Linked DNA regions of Homo sapiens: region 2 is linked to region 1. Evidence: chromatin loops called from intact Hi-C (ENCODE). Cell type or tissue: prostate gland. All regions are shown on one strand. Links, peaks and the distances in the headings refer to the core of each region. The heading gives the core; the rest is flanking DNA. Region 1 holds the start of ZNF503-AS1 (ZNF503 antisense RNA 1). Region 2 overlaps LRMDA (leucine rich melanocyte differentiation associated).

Region 1 (8,333 bases), core at 165-8,164:
TGGTTGAGACTGTAGGGATGAAATAAGCCCCAGTCTCCCATAGCGCTCCCAGGCTTATCAGGATGAGGAAATTCCTGCCTAATAAATTTTGGTCAGACCAGTTGCTCTCAAACCCTGTCTCTTGATAAGATGTTATCAATGACAATGGTGCCCAAAACTTCATTAGCAATTTTAATTTCAACCTGGTCCTGTGGTCCTGTGATCTTGCCCTGCCTCTATTTGCCTTGTGATATTCTATTACCTTGTGAAGCATGTGATCTCTGTGACCCACACCCTATTCACACACTCCCTCCCCTGTTGAAAATCACTAATAAAAACTTGCTGGTTTCACGGCTCGGCAGGCATCACCGAACCTACCGACATGTGATGTCTCCCCCAGATGCCCAGCTTTAAAATTTCTCTCTTTTGTACTCTGTCCCTTTATTTCTCAAACTGGCCAGCGCTTAGGGAAAATAGAAAAGAACCTACGTGAAATATTGGGGGTGAATTTTGCCCGATATCTGGCTGAATTTCCCCCGATAATTAGAGACAAAGGATGTTTTATAATGATAAAATTGTAAATACATTAGGAAATACCAATTATAAATATATATGCACTGAACAACAGAACCCCTAAATACGTAAAACAAAAACTCATGAAATTGAAAGGAGAAATAGATAATTCGACAGTAATACTCAGAAAGTTCAATAGCTCACTCAGTAAATGCAGAAAAAACACCTGACAAAATCCCATGCAAATTCATGATTTAAAAAACGTTATGGGGGACAACTGGATATCCATATGCAAAAAAATAAACTTAAACTCTTACCTCATACCATACACAGAAATTAACTTCAAATAGATCACATTCAAAAAGTTAAACAAGGCTGAGCATGGTGACTCACAACTGTAATCCCAGCACTTTGGGAGGCCGAGGCGGGTGGATCAACTGAGGTCAGGAGTTCGAGACCAGCCTGACCAACATGGTGAAACCTCATGTCTACTAAAAACACAAAATTAGTTGGGCATGGTGGCACATACCTGTAATCCCACCTACTTGGGAGCCTGAGACAGGAGAATCACTTGAACCCGGGAGGTGGAGGTTGCAGTGAGCCTAGATCACACCATTGCACTCCAGCCTGGGCAACAAGAGTGAAACCTTGTCTAAAAAAAAAAAAAAAAGTTAAACATACACCAAGCATGGTAGGTCATGCCTGCAATCCCAGCACTCTGGGAAGCCAAGGCAGGTGGATTGCTTGAGTCCAGGAGTTCAAGACCAGCCTGGGCAACAAGGTGAAACCCCATCTCTGTTTATTTAATAAAAAATAAAACATTTTTTAATTTATATTAAAAAATTTTAAGTTAAACCTAGTCAGCGCATGACCCAGCAATCCCACTCCTACATATATACCCAAAAGAACTGAAAACATGGCCACATAAAAACTTGTACATAAATGTTCATAACAGCATTATTCATCATAAGAGCCAAAAGTAGAAACAATCCAAATGTCTATCAGTATAGGAATGGATGAACAAAATATTGTGAATCTATACAATGGAATATTATTTGGCCATAAAAAGGAATGAAGTTCTCATACATACTACAACATGGATGAATCTTGAAAACATTATACTGAGTGAAAGAAGCCAGGCGTTAAAGGCCACATATTATATGACTCTATTCATGTGGAATGTCTAGAATAGGCAAATCCATAGAGACAGAAAGGAGAGTAGTGATTTCCAGGACTAAAGGGAGGGAAAAGTGGGGAGTGACTATGAATAGATATGGGGTTTCTTTTTGGTGATTAAAATGTTCTCGAATTAAATAGGGGTGATATTTGTACAGCTTTGTAAATATATTAGAAACACATAATTTTACCTTCTAAAGTGTAGGCTTTACAGTATGTGAATTATATCTTAGTAAAATTATTTTTAAAAAATGGATCCCAGACCTAAACGTAAAACCTGGTAGTCTGGGGCTGGGGTTGGGGCTGGAACTGAGTACTGACTGAAAATTGACTCAGGAGGATTCTTTGGGATGATGGAAATGTTCTAAAACTGGATTGTGATCATGGTTGCTCTTTATAAACTTACTAAAAAATCATTGGATTGTTCATTTATAATGGATGATTTTACGGTATGTAGGTTTCACCTAAATAAAGCTGTTTATAAAATGAATCCAGTGAAAACAGAAATCAAAACATCACATGGTAAACAGTTGGGGAGAAGCTGGGATGAGAATGTATCTTAAAAATGAAATAAAGGAGGATAGGAGGTACTGGGGTAATGAATGTTATGTTTCTTCACCTCTTTATGGGTTGTAGTTTGTGAAAATTCATTGAGCTGTACTTTTGTGATATATGCACTTTTATGTATGTATTTCATATCACAATAAAAAGTTTCTTAAATGACATGGGCCTAGGAAGGGCCATGAATGAGCCAATTAACGAGTTACAGAAGCTGTGAAGCTCAGCTGTGCAGCTGCTCTTGGGTCTCTGTGAGATTTTCTGCCTTCCTTATTGCCACCATTTTACAGTAATACCCATTTCTAGAGCTAGCCTGAGCAAGTTTCTGTTTCTTACTATAAAAGAGCCTCATTAATACATCCACAAATACAGCTACTGAAATGAATGAAATCCACAAATACACCTCCAGAAGGGCAGGGGATTTTGTATATTGCTAAATCCCCAGTGTCTAGAACAATATCTGTCACACAGTAAGGTCTTAATGTACATTTCTTGAATGAGTAAACGAATGAGCAGAGGAATAGCTGTAGAGGAAGGAAGGTGTAGAGCAAGAGACTTGTAAACACAGACATTTTTCAATGCAGCCTAGCTAGAGTCGGGGGTGGGGGTCAGAGGATGAATAATGCCTCCTGGGAATGTCAGGAAAATGTCACAGAGGAGGAGATCTGAGAGCTGAGTCTTGAAGGATGAGTAGGAGTTTGCCAGGGAAAGAATACAGGAGAGTAGGATAGACAGAAATAAACACAGATAAAATCACACTGTTCTGAAAGAGGCTGGCACTCTTGGGGATCCTAAGAAGGCTCATGTGGCAGAAGGGCAAGGTCACAGTTGAGGACAAGTGAGAGATAAGGCTGGAGAGAGAAACTGGGGGTAGATGGAGAGGCTCACCTATTCCCAGCCAAGACACTGCAACTGACTCCCGTAGGAATCACAGCCAGGAGAGAATTTTTAGCAGGGGTCAAAATGGCTTTTTAGGAAGCTCACTTTGGCTGAGGCAAGAAGAGTTTCTCCTCTGAGTTCATGGGCCATCTCCTCTGTTGGTACCTACACGTCCTCTCCTGTATGTCTCTCTCTTTCTCTGCATTCTCTTCTCTCTCTCTCCCTCCCCCTGCCCCATGTTTTCATATCTAGATATCTCTTTTCTGCCTGTGGATTTCTTTCCATTTTTCTCTCAAGACATCACTCCTTGAAAATGTCCCTCAACCCCTTCCAGCTTACTTGTGCCCAAACAGCTTCGATTCCATCTTCAGGACTCATTCATCTCCACCAGGCTGGAGTCCTTCATAAAGAAGTAACACAAGATTTCCTCTTGAACAACAAGCTCTTCCGGGCTTCACCAGTTACAGATGAGAAGCCTGGAGGAAGGGGGGGTGTCTGAGCCACCCTCTACTTGGCCCAGAAAGAGTGGGCCACCACCCTCCAAGACCTGCATGGATCCAATGAAGCAAAAACACCATGCTCTCCTCTCAGACATCCTGATGCCACTCACAACGTGAAAGGGGCCAATGGCTCAGAAGCCACTGCCCTTCCGGTCTCCTCCAGCAAATCCTAATACCCAGTTCTCATGCCGATGACCTTCCGCTCTGAAATGCTTCCTGGCATCCACCCATCCTCCCAGGGGCTGGACAACTAGGTCAGGGAGAAAACAGCCCCTCTACCATGCTGAGACAGGGACCCCTCTCCAGGACAATTCTCTTCCCTGAGACAAGAGGGTCAAACAGCTCTCCTAGACATGACCTCAGAGATGTGCAGCCAGGGCCCTGGCCCAATTTATTACCACGGGGCTATAATTAGGTTTGTTAACATACAGTCGAGTGTAGTCTTGTTGACTAGGAACTTAATCACGTTACTATTGAGTTCCTGTACGTATTGCTCGGGGTGACTGTTTTACTTGTAGAGTTATAGCCAAGCCCAACGGGAGGAAATTAGCTTTGGACACAAGTTTGGAGGGGGGTTCTTTTTCCTCCTGACTTTGTCTCTCTCTCTCCCCCCTTCCATGTGAAAATATTTAGCAAACAGTGACAATGATGAAAAACAGTAGGAAACAAAATGTTCTACATTAGTATAAAACATGAAAAATGCAGAAGGACCCTTAGCGGTACAACATGTGTTATGCTGGCTGGCAGTCCATTAGCTCTGATAGACATTTCACTTACCTAAGTCAAATATAACAGTCGAGTATTCATTAATATAAGAAGGGGCTGTGGAATCAGAGCTACCATCTGGCTGGGCCGACAGAATAATCTACAACTCATGATTAGGTCTAAGGAGTGGGGTTTCACTTTAATCTTTCTCATTGCTCGAAATTTCCATCTGCGCAGTTCGGCACATCATTTTTCTTCAAGACAAATGTGCTGTTTTTCATGTTCCAAAATTAGATCAGAAGAAAACGATTAATCATGTCACGGCCTGGGAAAGGAAACAAAGCTCCGATACTCTCCTGCTCTCGCTCCCAGCTCCCGCCCCTCCCTGGCCCTGGACGGTTGCAAGTTTCGCTTTTCCCCCCCTCAACCTCTGGGTCTGCGGCACAACTTTGGGAGAGGCCGCCGCCCGCCAGGAGGAGGAGGGCGGGACTGCAGGGAGAGGTGTGAGGGCGCCCCGGGGCCCATGAGGGGGCGCGCCCCTGCCTCCTCCTGCCACCCCTCCCGGGGGTCGCCCAGGCGGGCCCGCCCCGCGCCGTGCCGCCTGCCCCCCGAGTCGGAGTCGCGGGCCCGGCGTGACAGGAAGGGCCCGGAGCCCGCCTCCCGCGCGTCCCCTCCCGGCCGCCGCAGCCCTGTCTGTCAGGCGGCTCGCAAGTCATAACAAATCCCTGGCGCGGGGCTGAAGCTGAGCATTTGCCGGAGCGTCATGGGGATGATGAATGACCCGTAGGCCTTTGAAGTGCTCTGCCAGTTCAGCTGGGTCCGCGGTGCTGACAGAGAAATATACACAACAGCGTAACCAATAATGAGAACATTAAACATTCCTGCGCCGTGACAGGCTGACAGAAAAACCCGGGCCCGCATCAATCATCGCGCAGATAGAACCCTGACAGGCGGCCCCTCGCTGACACCCCCTCCGCGCGCCCTCCCGGGCCTCCCCCTCTTCCTCTCCGGGGTCTCCCTTCTTTCTCTCCGGGCTCCCCGCCGCCCCTCCTCTCCTTCCCCACCCCTCCTCTCTCTTCCTTCCCCGCTCCGCTCAGTGTCCTCCCCCTCCGCCCTGTCCCCTGCCCCTGCCCTTGGGCGACTGCCTTCAGGGCCTCTCAGAGGTCAAGTGAGGTCTGGGCCACGTCCGTTCTGTGAGGCTGCCCGTGCCTGAACAGTGAAGAGATGCCACCCCAGAGTGAGAAGACTGCAGTCTTTGAAATTCAGCGTTAATAATTTGTGACTTTTCACCCATGCAAAAAAATAATAATAATACAATCATTTACATGAAACCTCATGTGGAACTAGGATCGAAAGCCCAACGCCAGGCCCTTAGGGAAAGGGAGCTCCAGGGGAACCCCGTCCGCCCTCTTCTTTGGGCGAGGGTCTTTTGGAGTATCTTCCTGTGTGACTTTGGCAAGGGATCCTTTTCTTTGTGCCAGCCCTGGCCTCAGCCCCTTTCTTTCAGCTGGATTTATCTGACTGAGATCTGATGTCTGGTCTGTCTGAAAGGGAAAAAACAGAGGAGAAACACAAAGATCTCCTCCTTTTCCTCCACCAGGAAATGAGATCTGCCCAGATAAGGCATGTGGGATGGACTCTCACCCACTTCCCAAAGGAGACGCTGGTAACCTCTTAGCTCCTCCCCGGAGCCTCCAAATCCTCTCTGGACTTGGTTTGGGCTGTGTTTTTTAGGATTGAGCCTCTACTGCGTCCTTGTGAAGGTGGGGCATTCCCCCACTCCTGTCACATACAGACCACCCCTGCCAGGCCCACTCCCCACTGTCCCTGAGGGCTCAGAGAAGAGCCCTGGGCTGGCAGTAAAAGCCAGGGTTCTAGTCGCAGCCATGAGAATTTGGGCAAGTCCAGGACTTTCCTGGACCACAGCATGACAACAGAAGTCTCCACCTTAGGATGCTTACAGATCTCTTTACATTCTCCAAATGCAAAGGGTTATTTTTCCCTCCTTTTATTCTTGGAGATTTTTTTTTTCCATTCTTGGCTTTTGAGGAGAGAAGAAACTCCTTGACTTTCCAAAACATCATGAAAAACTCCCCATAACCTACACACACACACATGCGCACACACACATACACACACGCACACACACAGATGGTGAGTGGACGGGGGGGGCACTCTGGTAATCCCAGGACAGAGGGTGTTATGAGAAGTCAAACAGAAGCCTCAGGAAGACCAGTGCTTATGCTCTGAGGAAAAGCTCCCTAATGGACAGGACTCTTCAAATCCATTTGCATATTTGTTCAGCAGGGCCAGCTCAGGTGTGAAGAAAAGAGCATCTGCTGAGGCAACGTCTCCTCCTCATGGCACAGGGTCATGTCCCTTCCTTCCTGCCTACCTGGAAAGGCCAGCTGCACTCCCACTGGCTCCAGGCAACTTGTTCCACCTGTCCTGGCCCACAATGACCTTGCCCTCCTCTGATGTCCTATGACCCCTGGCCCAGATGAGCCTCTCACCTGCTCAGCTAGACTTGAAGCTACTTGAGGGCAGGATGGTGCCATGCTTTGCTGTTCTCTGGGTCACCTGGGACGAGCAAGATATCTTGTTCTGAAATGCCTGCCCCACACACAGCCCCCTTCTCCAACGAACTGCCCCTACAGGCCAGCTAAAGGGGAAGAAGACCTCGGAAGCCGTGTTTATACTACAAATCCCTAACCCTTGCCACAACTGATGGGTCCAGTATTTAACACCTATCCCTGCAACCCATCGGATTCTCTCTTCCTTGAACATCTGAACTCAGCCACAGGTGGTGTGGAGCTCTCGAAAGTCACATAGGGCTCGGGGCTGGGGCAGCCATTTTGAGCCATGTACATACATGCTGAGGAAGAAAAAAATACCAAAGCCAATGTTCACAAGGAAACAGAAGAACGAGGAGGTAGGCAAAAAGAAGCAGACACGAGATCCCAGGGAGACCACAAGAAGACAGCTTAGCTTCTGTTTCTCCTCCTAAACTGCTGGACTTGCCTGTTCCCTGAGGTCTAGGTATCCTGTTTCTTGCCCTTAGGTGCCTGTGGAATCACTGGCCACTGGGAAAAACATATGACCCAGGCCTGGCCAATCATTCTATCCCATCTTCCTGCTAGTAATGATTGGCCCGGGAATAGGCATGTGAACCATGTCGGACCAATCAGGGTCCTTCTCTGGGATTTTTGTATATTGATTCCAAAAGAGATATGCTCTTCAATCCTTTTGAATTGAGTATAGTAAGGCTAGGACCCCAGAGCTTCTAGCAGCATGGCAGCTTCTATCTGGAAGAAGCCAATGTATCGCAGGAGCAAATGACGACAAATCCCATGCCTTTTTCCAGTCCATAGAGTTAGTCAAGCCTGAAGCCCACTCCATGCTTGGCCTTCCCAACAAGTGAGTCAATGCATTCTCTTTCTTGCTTACTCTAAGTTTAGTTTGTTTTCTGTCTCTTGCAATGAAAGAGAGCCCTCAGACTTGTGTTCAGGGAACATGTCAATTTAGGAGGATTCACCTAAAATAAATACATGATTCTACCCTCTTTTTATGTATATGTACATGAGTAAGAACCCACTGAGGCAGAGAACAAGGAGGGCTGTGATGGCCTTTTCTGATCCTCTCCTCCCCCATGGTCCCCTCTGTGACCTCACCCCTCATGCCAGGGAGTCAGTCTGAATAGTCTGCATGGATCTAGCTATTTCCAGGCCAGGGCCAAACCACTTGAGCTTCTGAGCCTGTCAGTAATGGTACTTCCCTATCCGTGTGGTTTGTGCCCATCCCCAAGCAAGACAGGAACAGGTACTGGGTACTGCAAGTGTCTGGCAGTCCTCACAGCCTCTGAATGAAGCTGTTTGTCTTGTCCCCACTGCCATCCAGCAGAAAGCCAGAGCTGCAGCTGACCCCTCCTCTACCTTGGACATGACCACAGGTCCCAATCTTCAGACACATTTTAATCTCAGAAGTCCTCCAGGGCCAAAAATTGACCTCTGGATGTTCATCCTT
Region 2 (8,333 bases), core at 51-8,050, 360 kb before region 1:
TGATACACCCAATTTCAGACTGTCAAAGTGCTTTTAGTTATAATAGGAAATGTACAAAGTTAGCTTTGCTTGTTTTGACAACCACAAAAAGGATTTATCAGTTACATGTACCCGTTAAAATGTCGAGGTTCTCAAAGTAAAAATGGATTATAGCCAAATCCTAATATTATTAATGTTTTCATGATAACAAACACACATAACTTTTCAGACAATTCTCCTCGCTGCCTCCGTGGGGAAGAGTTTTGGAAATCCAGTCCGCTTGCCAGAAATTTCTGTTATTTTTATGCAATAAGTCAAAAGAAGTCCATAAAAACTAGAGCAAAGTTAATTTTTTTCTGTTTCGCTTCCAAAAGTGTCACATGATTGTGATTTCAAATCCTTGAGCTGTAAGGATTTCTTTTCATTGTCTTCTGTTGTCTTCTCAAAGACATGCTTTTCTCATTCTTGCTTTCATTGCTTCAAATATATGAAACTCCCACCATTTTCTCTGAAAGCTCCTACAAAGGCATTGTCAGATTTCTAATTCTGTCAAACTTTCTTTTAAGTTGCATTACTGTGCGGTGATGCTGGTGTTCACATCTGTGTATGACTGTGGTTTGGTTTTACTTCTTGTGCTAAACTTACCCTAAGACAAACAAACTGGCAAATCTTCATGCCAGGAAATATTTCTAGAATAAAGAGAAGGAGAGGGGAGAGGACAAGAGCCAAACAATGAAATACTCCAGGTATTAAGGAAAAGGGAAATGACTCAGAACTTCCCAATTATAGAGTTGAAAGCTAAATCTGGTGGCCTCCATCCTCCCATTTGTATTGAAGCTCCATGAGTAAAATTCAACTAGTAAATTTAATATACTCCTGGGTAAGAACTGTTGGTGGCTCCCATTCAACTTATATAAACTGAGTAGATTGATGAGCATTATCTTAGTCACCCTCTAAGACAACCTTGTAAAGATGTAATGTCTCCAATGTACAAGTAAGGCTCAGAGACATTAAGACACCTACCCACAGTCATACAGCCAGTAAGTGATAGAGCCAAGAACTGGACCTTTCAACCACCTCTTGCTGAAATGATCTAATTCCAGATTAAAATTACTATATCACCAAAGGAAAAATCTTTCAACCAAAGATCTGCTTTCCAGCTTCACATTAGCCCATCCCTCCGCCAAAGAAGACAACACATTAGGGGCAGTGCCTGATCACGAGGGGCAGTGCGCTGACTATGGGTGTGACTTCCGGCACTGGGGACCAAATGTCCACATAGAGGCCAACCCGGGGACTTTACTAAACAAATGCTGGACAACTACAAATTTCTTAGCAGACGTAGAGAAGGCTGAGTCAGAGAGACGTGGAAAAAGGGTATACCTAGCAGGCAACAAAAATGAAAGGAATGCCGATGACATTTTTTTGAAAACAATGTCCTGTGAAACTGATGTACAAACACAGGTTATTGGGCTCAAGTTTCAAGGAGTGCATTTTCACACACAAGTATAAGATCATACTTAGAGTTATAAACTAAAACTAAAGAAAAATCTCTTGAAAAGATTAGCAATATAAGTGTTTGTGATTGAAGTTATGTCTAGATGGCTCTTTAGCGAAGCATACGTACATGTGTATGTTACACAGCACATGCAAGGGCAACCCACAGGCACTCTCCCAAGACTGTCCAGAAAATTATATTTTCATTATTACAGTATATTGTATTCAACTGGATATTTACATTGTTACCCTGCAACTCTCTCTCACTCCCCACTGCTTTGGGGAAGGGGCAAATTTAATTAATTTCAAATTAGATTTAGAGTCCTCCTTTATCAGACTTGAATACACCTCTACCTAAACAAGAAGGGGACAGGAACTGAAAATTTTGACTTTTCCTTCAAGAGACCAGACCCTCACCCATCACCTCGAAGTGACAATTAGCAGTTTCTGCAGCACATTATATGAGAACTAACAAGGCAAAGGAATTGAGGGCAGGTTTTTCTCTTCACGATCCTGTCTGAAGCTTAAAAGAAAGCCTGAACACTAAAGAATTCTGAATCCATGTCAGCTCAATAGAGGGCTAAGTCTTTTATCTTCACCTGGAATAGGAATGAAAGAAGAAAAACCCAACAGTTCATTCACTTCCCCAAAAATATTCTCTGCTTCAGTCTTAGAGAGCTTGGAGTCCATTAAAGCCAGAGTGGGTCTCAGAAATCACCTAATGTGACCACCTTATTTTAAAGGGGAGCAAACCTGAGCCCAAAGAAGTCAAGCAACTTGCCCAAGCAGAGAGAGTGTTCAGAATCAACATCTCTGGCCTTTAGTCACCACTTCTCTAGCAGAGGAGGGAAATAAAAGTATGAGCTTTACTCCAAGTGGTAAGAACTTTTGCCCAAATTTTTTTTCCAAGTGCTTGCAAAATTCTATATCAACATATGAATTATGTTTAAACTAGAAACAGGCATTAATGGGCTCAGAAAGAAGTGATCAAAGGGGACCCTATTTTCACAGAATGCTTCCTGGACAGATAGAAGAAACACACACACACATCCCCCAGAATACATGTCTGATAGACCCAGATATGGCATCTCCCACTGACTCCCTCAAAGGAACTCACCGGAAGACACTGCAGCCGAGGACAGTGGACTGTACATTTTATGAGAAAGTCAGTTCTAGACCCAAAGATTAAAACAAAGTACAGGCAGCTCAAAACCCAAGAGGGAAAGCTTAATGCTTCACAGAACTATTCACAGACAAGTTTAAAGAAGAAGCAGTTTATCAGACAAAATAGTTCTGCAAAGCACTGTGATATAGTCAGAAAAACAGCTAGTTCCCAACTAAGTTTATCTGCCCTGACAGCTTCTGTCTTGGCCTGGCAGAGGCTGAGTGTCTACACAGTGAACATAAAGATAACCTACAATGGCTACACATCCCCATCCATTTGCCAAAGGTCACTAAGGATTGAGCATTTTGCTTCAGTGCCTCCACTAATCCAAAGACATGCCAATCTGCTTACTGTTACACAACGTCAGGAGGTTTGGATTTTACTTATCGAGGGATGTCGGACTTGCTTTGTCAGAACTTGGTGGCTATTAGCACAAGGCTGAGTGCCCATGGCTGCAATGAATTTTTTAAAATTATCTGGTTTTAGGATGCCCAGGAAAGAGGACCTGACTAACAAGATGGTGGTAACTATTGTTGGACAACATTTCGCTTTGAGAACATAAAAGCCAAATGGTGAAGCAATGAGAAATTAAATTCATGGCCTGGAAAACAAGCCAAGATTTTAAAATGTCATGTTGATACAGTAGGTGCTCTTGAGAGTGGGGTAGAAAAGATGTCAGGAACTGGATTGATTGCATTTTCATAGCAATACTGTGTGATGGAAGTGGAGAAGTGTCAAGTCTATTGGTACCCTTAAGTGCTTTAGGGGCTCATACCATATCTTTCATCAAAACCCTATACAATGTAAAAAACCCACCATCATATAGCTCAATGTGCTCAGTCACCAAGGCCTACAAAAGACTCTTCCCATAAAAGCCTAAGCAAGATTGGCTGGGTCCTTATGCCTTCCTTTTGGGCCACCGGGAGGTGCTGTTAACAGCAGCATGGCTCTCAACTGACAGATAACTTGGAAAGATAAAGGTGACTATATTCCCTCTTCTAACACAGCTTGAAAATCTCCTCCTAGTACGCCTAAGCCAACATGATTTGGCTTATACACAGATCCTAAGAGGAGCTAATATTTTTCCTTGAGTGTCCAGAGAATGGATGAATAAATGAGCTTGTTGTGAGAGACCACAACACTTCCTATTGACTTCCAGCTGCAGCCTAAGAAGACTGAAATGCACAGAAATCCCTAAGTGGGAGAGTATCCAAGGGCTTATGACAGTGTGCACAGTCTTCAGGGCTGAGCGATACCCTCAAACATAACCCTTTAGAATCACATTTTCTGCCCAGATCCTAGAGCATGGAAGCAGCTTTCTTCTTGAGCCCAGGTTTCGGGACTCATGGATTTACCTCACAGCTCACTGGTAGATGAGGTATACATGATTGGTGCTTAGGGATATATCCTGTCTCTTGCCATACAGCAACATTTTGGCATAACAGCACACAGAGTACAGAAACCTCACTGTGAAAATATACACAAGGCAAGAAAGAAGGAAGACACGGGCCTTTCTAGGGCTAACAGAGAAGAATGTCAGGAGAGAAAAAGACAGAGAAGATCAGGTAGAAAATGGTGGAGAGAACATTTTGGGCCAAGTGTTTTTTTTCTCTTTTCACAACAATGTGAATGACACAAAGAGGCTTCCCTGACCTGAGGAGAGAGTAGGCTGCCCTTTGATGCTGGGGCGACCATCTATAATGCTGATGAGAGTTCTCTCTGGCCCTGTTTGCCCACCATGGGGGCTCATCCTTTGACCGCATCCTCACCCCGGTGCTGACCTCCAGTTTAGTCATGGGACTGCAGGAAGAAGGGTCATCTGAGGGTCAGGAAGATGGTGGCCCTCACACTCACCAGAAATCTGAGCCTTCCAGTTAGAAAAGGGCCCTCCCTCCCTTTCCTTTTAAAGACTTGAAAGACCATTCCAAGTCTGTTTTCTCTGTTGACTTTAAAATCGCCAATACTATCACCTTTCCTTTTCAAAAGTTGGGCAGAGAGGCAAAGAATTGTGGTTGTGACCTGTTCCAGGGTCAGAGCCAAGAGTAGACCCTGCATTGCAACTCCTATCTAGCGGTCTAAATGTTTAAATTCTGCTATCTCTCAACCTTATCATGAAAAAAAAAAGTCAATAATTTAATGGGGGAGACAAAAAATAATTTTGTTATTAAAAGAATAGAGAACCTAGAAATAACTCTTGCATAGATGGTCAAATGATTTTGACAAGGTTACTAAGACAGTCTTTACAACAAATTGTGCTGGAAAACTGGACATCCACATGCCAAAAAAGTGAGTTGGACCCTTACCTAACACTATCTACAAAAATTAGCTCAAAATGGATCAAATAACTGAGCATTTAAGAATGAAAACGATAAAACTTTTAGAAGAAAACATAGGGGGAAAGCTTCATGACACTGGATTTGGCAATGATTTCTTGGATATGACACCAAAAGCACAGGCAACAAAAGAAAGAAAATAGACAAACTAGACTTCATCAACTAAAATCTTGCACATCAAAGGACACTATCAACAGAGTACAAAGGCAACCTATGGAATGAGAAAATATATTTGCAAATCACATATCTGATAAGGGATTAATACTCAAAATAGAAGTCCTAATGCTCAACAATAACATCAACAAAAGAAGACTCAATTCAAAAATGGGCAAAGGACTTGAATAGACAGTTCTCCAAAAACATATGCATATGGCCAATAAGTACATGTAAAGGCATTCAATATGACTAATCATTAGGGAAATACAAATAAAAGCCACATGAGATGCTACTCATACTCACTGAGATGGCCATCATCACACACACCCAAACAAAAAGAAGAGTTGGCAAGGATGTAGAGAAATCGGAAAGTTGTGCAGCTGCTATAAAAAACAATATGGCAGTTCCTCAAAGAATGAGAAATATAATATGACCCAGCAATTCCTCTTCTGGGTATACACCCAAAAGAACTGAACAAAGAAACAGGAAGAGATATCTGTGCACTAATGTTTACAGCAGCATTATTCACAGTAGACAAAGACAGAAGTGGTCCAAGTCTCCACTGATGGGTGAACAGATAAAATATGGTATGTACATATAGTGGCATTATTTGTAATAGCCAAAAACTGGAAATAATCCAAATGCCTATCAACATATGAACAGATACACAAGTGTTGTGTTCAAAAAACAAAGTGCTGAAGAGGTATCTGTACACTCATGTTTAGGAAAGCACAATAGCCAAAAGGTGGAAGTAACCCAACTGTTCACTGATGGATAGATAAGCTAAATGTGATCTATACATACAGTGCAATATTATTCAGCCTTAAAAATGAAGAAAATTCTGACACATGCCACAATATGAACCTTGAACATAGGCTAAGTGAAAGAAGCCAGACACAAAAGGATAAATACTGTATAATTCACCCATATGAGGTACTCAGTGGTGCTCAGTCGAATTCAGAGAGCCAGAAAGTAGAATTGTGGTTGCTAGGGGCTAAGGGGAGGGAGGAATGGGGAGTTACTGTTTAATGGGTTTCAGCTTTACAAAATGAACAAAGTTCTGCAGATGGATGGTGCTGATGATTGCACAATATGAAGGTACTTAATGCCACTGAACTGTATACTTTAAAATGGTTAAAGTGGTTTAAAACAATGGGTTACATGGGACCACAGCCCATGTAACAGGAGAAACAATCATTCCATAGCCCAGTGCACTGGAAGTTCGAGTTTTCAACTACTCAGAACATCTGTTTCTTCATTTTTGATATGGGAATATGCCCACCACCCAAATGAGACAGAGCACCAGGGAGTCCTGGTATCATCCCTAACACATGTTAGGCATTCAATAAACCTTAGTTACCTGCTCCTTCCCCAGAGCAAATACTCTCTGTTTCCAACTTAGAAAAGTGAAACTTCCTTTTTTCTTAATTGTCAGGTTTGCTGTGAGGTAATTGGCAGCTTCCTTTGATTTCAGGATTGCTCTAGATGTTTTGCACAGAGAGGCTCCAGAGTCTTTGTAGGGCTTGATGGCCAGATAATGAGACTGTATTTCTGCTCACATCCCCAAGCAGACCAGGACCCAGGCCCACGTGGTCCATATTTGCATATGTGGAGCAGCACAAAATCTGAATGCAAGTAATAAATTTCCTATAAGAGCCCCCTGCACAGTCTCTACTTAGAAAGTCGAAATAGGACACAGGAAAAAAACACTTTTCCCGGGTTTTCTTTGATTCTCAAGCAGATAATTCTGCTCCACTGAGCAGCCCAAGTTGTAGGGAAAGGCACACCATGCTAGCAAGAGGCAGTGTGGCAGGGTGAGAAGCATCAGGTTTCAGAGACACAGAACCTTGGTTAAAACTCCAGCTTGGCCACTCACCATGATCTAGGGCAAGTTCTCAAACATTCAGCCTTGTTATCCTCATCTGTTAAATAAAGAGAACAGCCCCTGCCTAACAGGGTGGTTGTGAAGATTACTTAACTTAATGTACATCCTGATATAACAGTTATGAGAAAAACAAAGTATCACAGTATGAACATCAGCAGGTTCCCTGTTATATCCCTAAGCCATACTAGCTGAGCCACCCAAAGGGAAGTTGTGCTCCCTTTCTGAGAAGTAGCATTTGGTATCATTTGGAGGCAAGGGTGGAAACCATTCCTTTCAATACCCCATCTTCAGGCAAACCACAACTGCGAGCTCCAGAACTTCACTCTCCTGACTCTCGTGGTTTGGTGTGGGTAGGGGTGGTGGGTGAGAGCAGAAGTGGGCAGGAGTGGGACCAGAGAGAGACTAAGAGAGACCTAGAGACCAGCTACCTTGGTCCCTCTCTCCAAGTCCAATTCCCAGTCACCAAGAGGGCCAGCTATATCTTTGATTTTCGGTTCCATGAGATAAGTCAGTGCCTTTATAAGTCCTTTATTTATGCTTAAGTTATCTCAAGTTGGTTACTATTTTAATGCAATTAAGAGTCTTGACCAAGACACAAACCCAGAAGCCATACCCATACAGGGGTCACAAAAAAAGCTCTTACCTCTTCTACCTGCCTTCTCTCTTTGTCACATCAGCACACATCAGTGGGATGTACATGACCCATTCTGCTCATTCACCTCTTTGTTCAAGAGCATGCCTCCCTTTCTCCCCTACGTACACACACCACCACTGCCACTACCGCCACTCTATCTTGGCTAATTATACAAACTGCCAACAGCAATGTGCTGGTATTAGAAGCATGGAGTTGGCACCTCCCTCTGCATGGTCCCCAGCCTGTTTGAGTCTCCTTCATGGGGCTGAAAACCACCCATAATTACCTCCATCACAGCCAAAGATTTTAGTAACAATAGAGCATTTAAGTCTTTAGGGTTTTAAAAAAAAATTGGACATGGTTGCAAGAGTTCCAGCTCAAAGTTGCACTTTGTACACACTGCCTCGGGATGCACTTCCTACGACTTGTTGCAGCTGGTGAAGGAGGGTAGGAGAGGAGGCAAGCAAGGCCTCAGGAAAGTCTGGCAGCAAGAGCCGGGGAGGTCCGGGGGAAAAGCAGCGTTGGGCAAGCTCCATCTCCCTAATCTGCATGGGACTGCCGGCCAAGTTTGCTCTCTGAGCTGTGAGAAGGACCAATTAATTTATCAATCTGCACCTCTTTCTGCCATAACATATTTCCCTCTTGCCAACAAAAAATGTGTCCATTATCAGGCAGGTCCCTGTC

Evidence for each region. Hi-C counts contacts between places; a loop is a spot of excess contacts. Peaks named below come from ENCODE experiments on the same cell type or tissue, not always from the same donor. Only the 100,000 strongest peaks of a DNase experiment are listed, where the experiment ranks them.
Region 2: a loop joins it to region 1, with 2.5 times the contacts of the local background. A loop is called at or near these places in 2 of 110 quality-filtered maps.

The regions. Positions count from the first base shown.
Region 1 is chr10:75,291,763-75,300,095 of GRCh38, reverse strand. ZNF503-AS1 (ZNF503 antisense RNA 1) reads right to left here and starts at 3,713. Exons shown (of 4, transcript NR_038226.1): 1 at 3,445-3,713; 2 at 1,022-1,144. It also overlaps a transcript of ZNF503 not described here. RefSeq lists silencers at 4,833-4,882, 4,903-5,012. In prostate gland, for the core only: a CTCF peak has its summit at 4,842; DNase peaks (open chromatin) are centred at 4,705, 5,075 and 5,870; H3K4me3 peaks cover 1,804 bases; H3K27ac peaks cover 3,303 bases.
Region 2 is chr10:75,646,919-75,655,251 of GRCh38, reverse strand. All of the region lies in intron 2 of LRMDA (leucine rich melanocyte differentiation associated), which reads right to left. Among named protein-coding and RNA genes, the nearest start is that of MIR606, 99 kb to the right of the region's middle. In prostate gland, for the core only: a CTCF peak has its summit at 3,595 (motif pointing right); no DNase peak of the experiment used is centred there.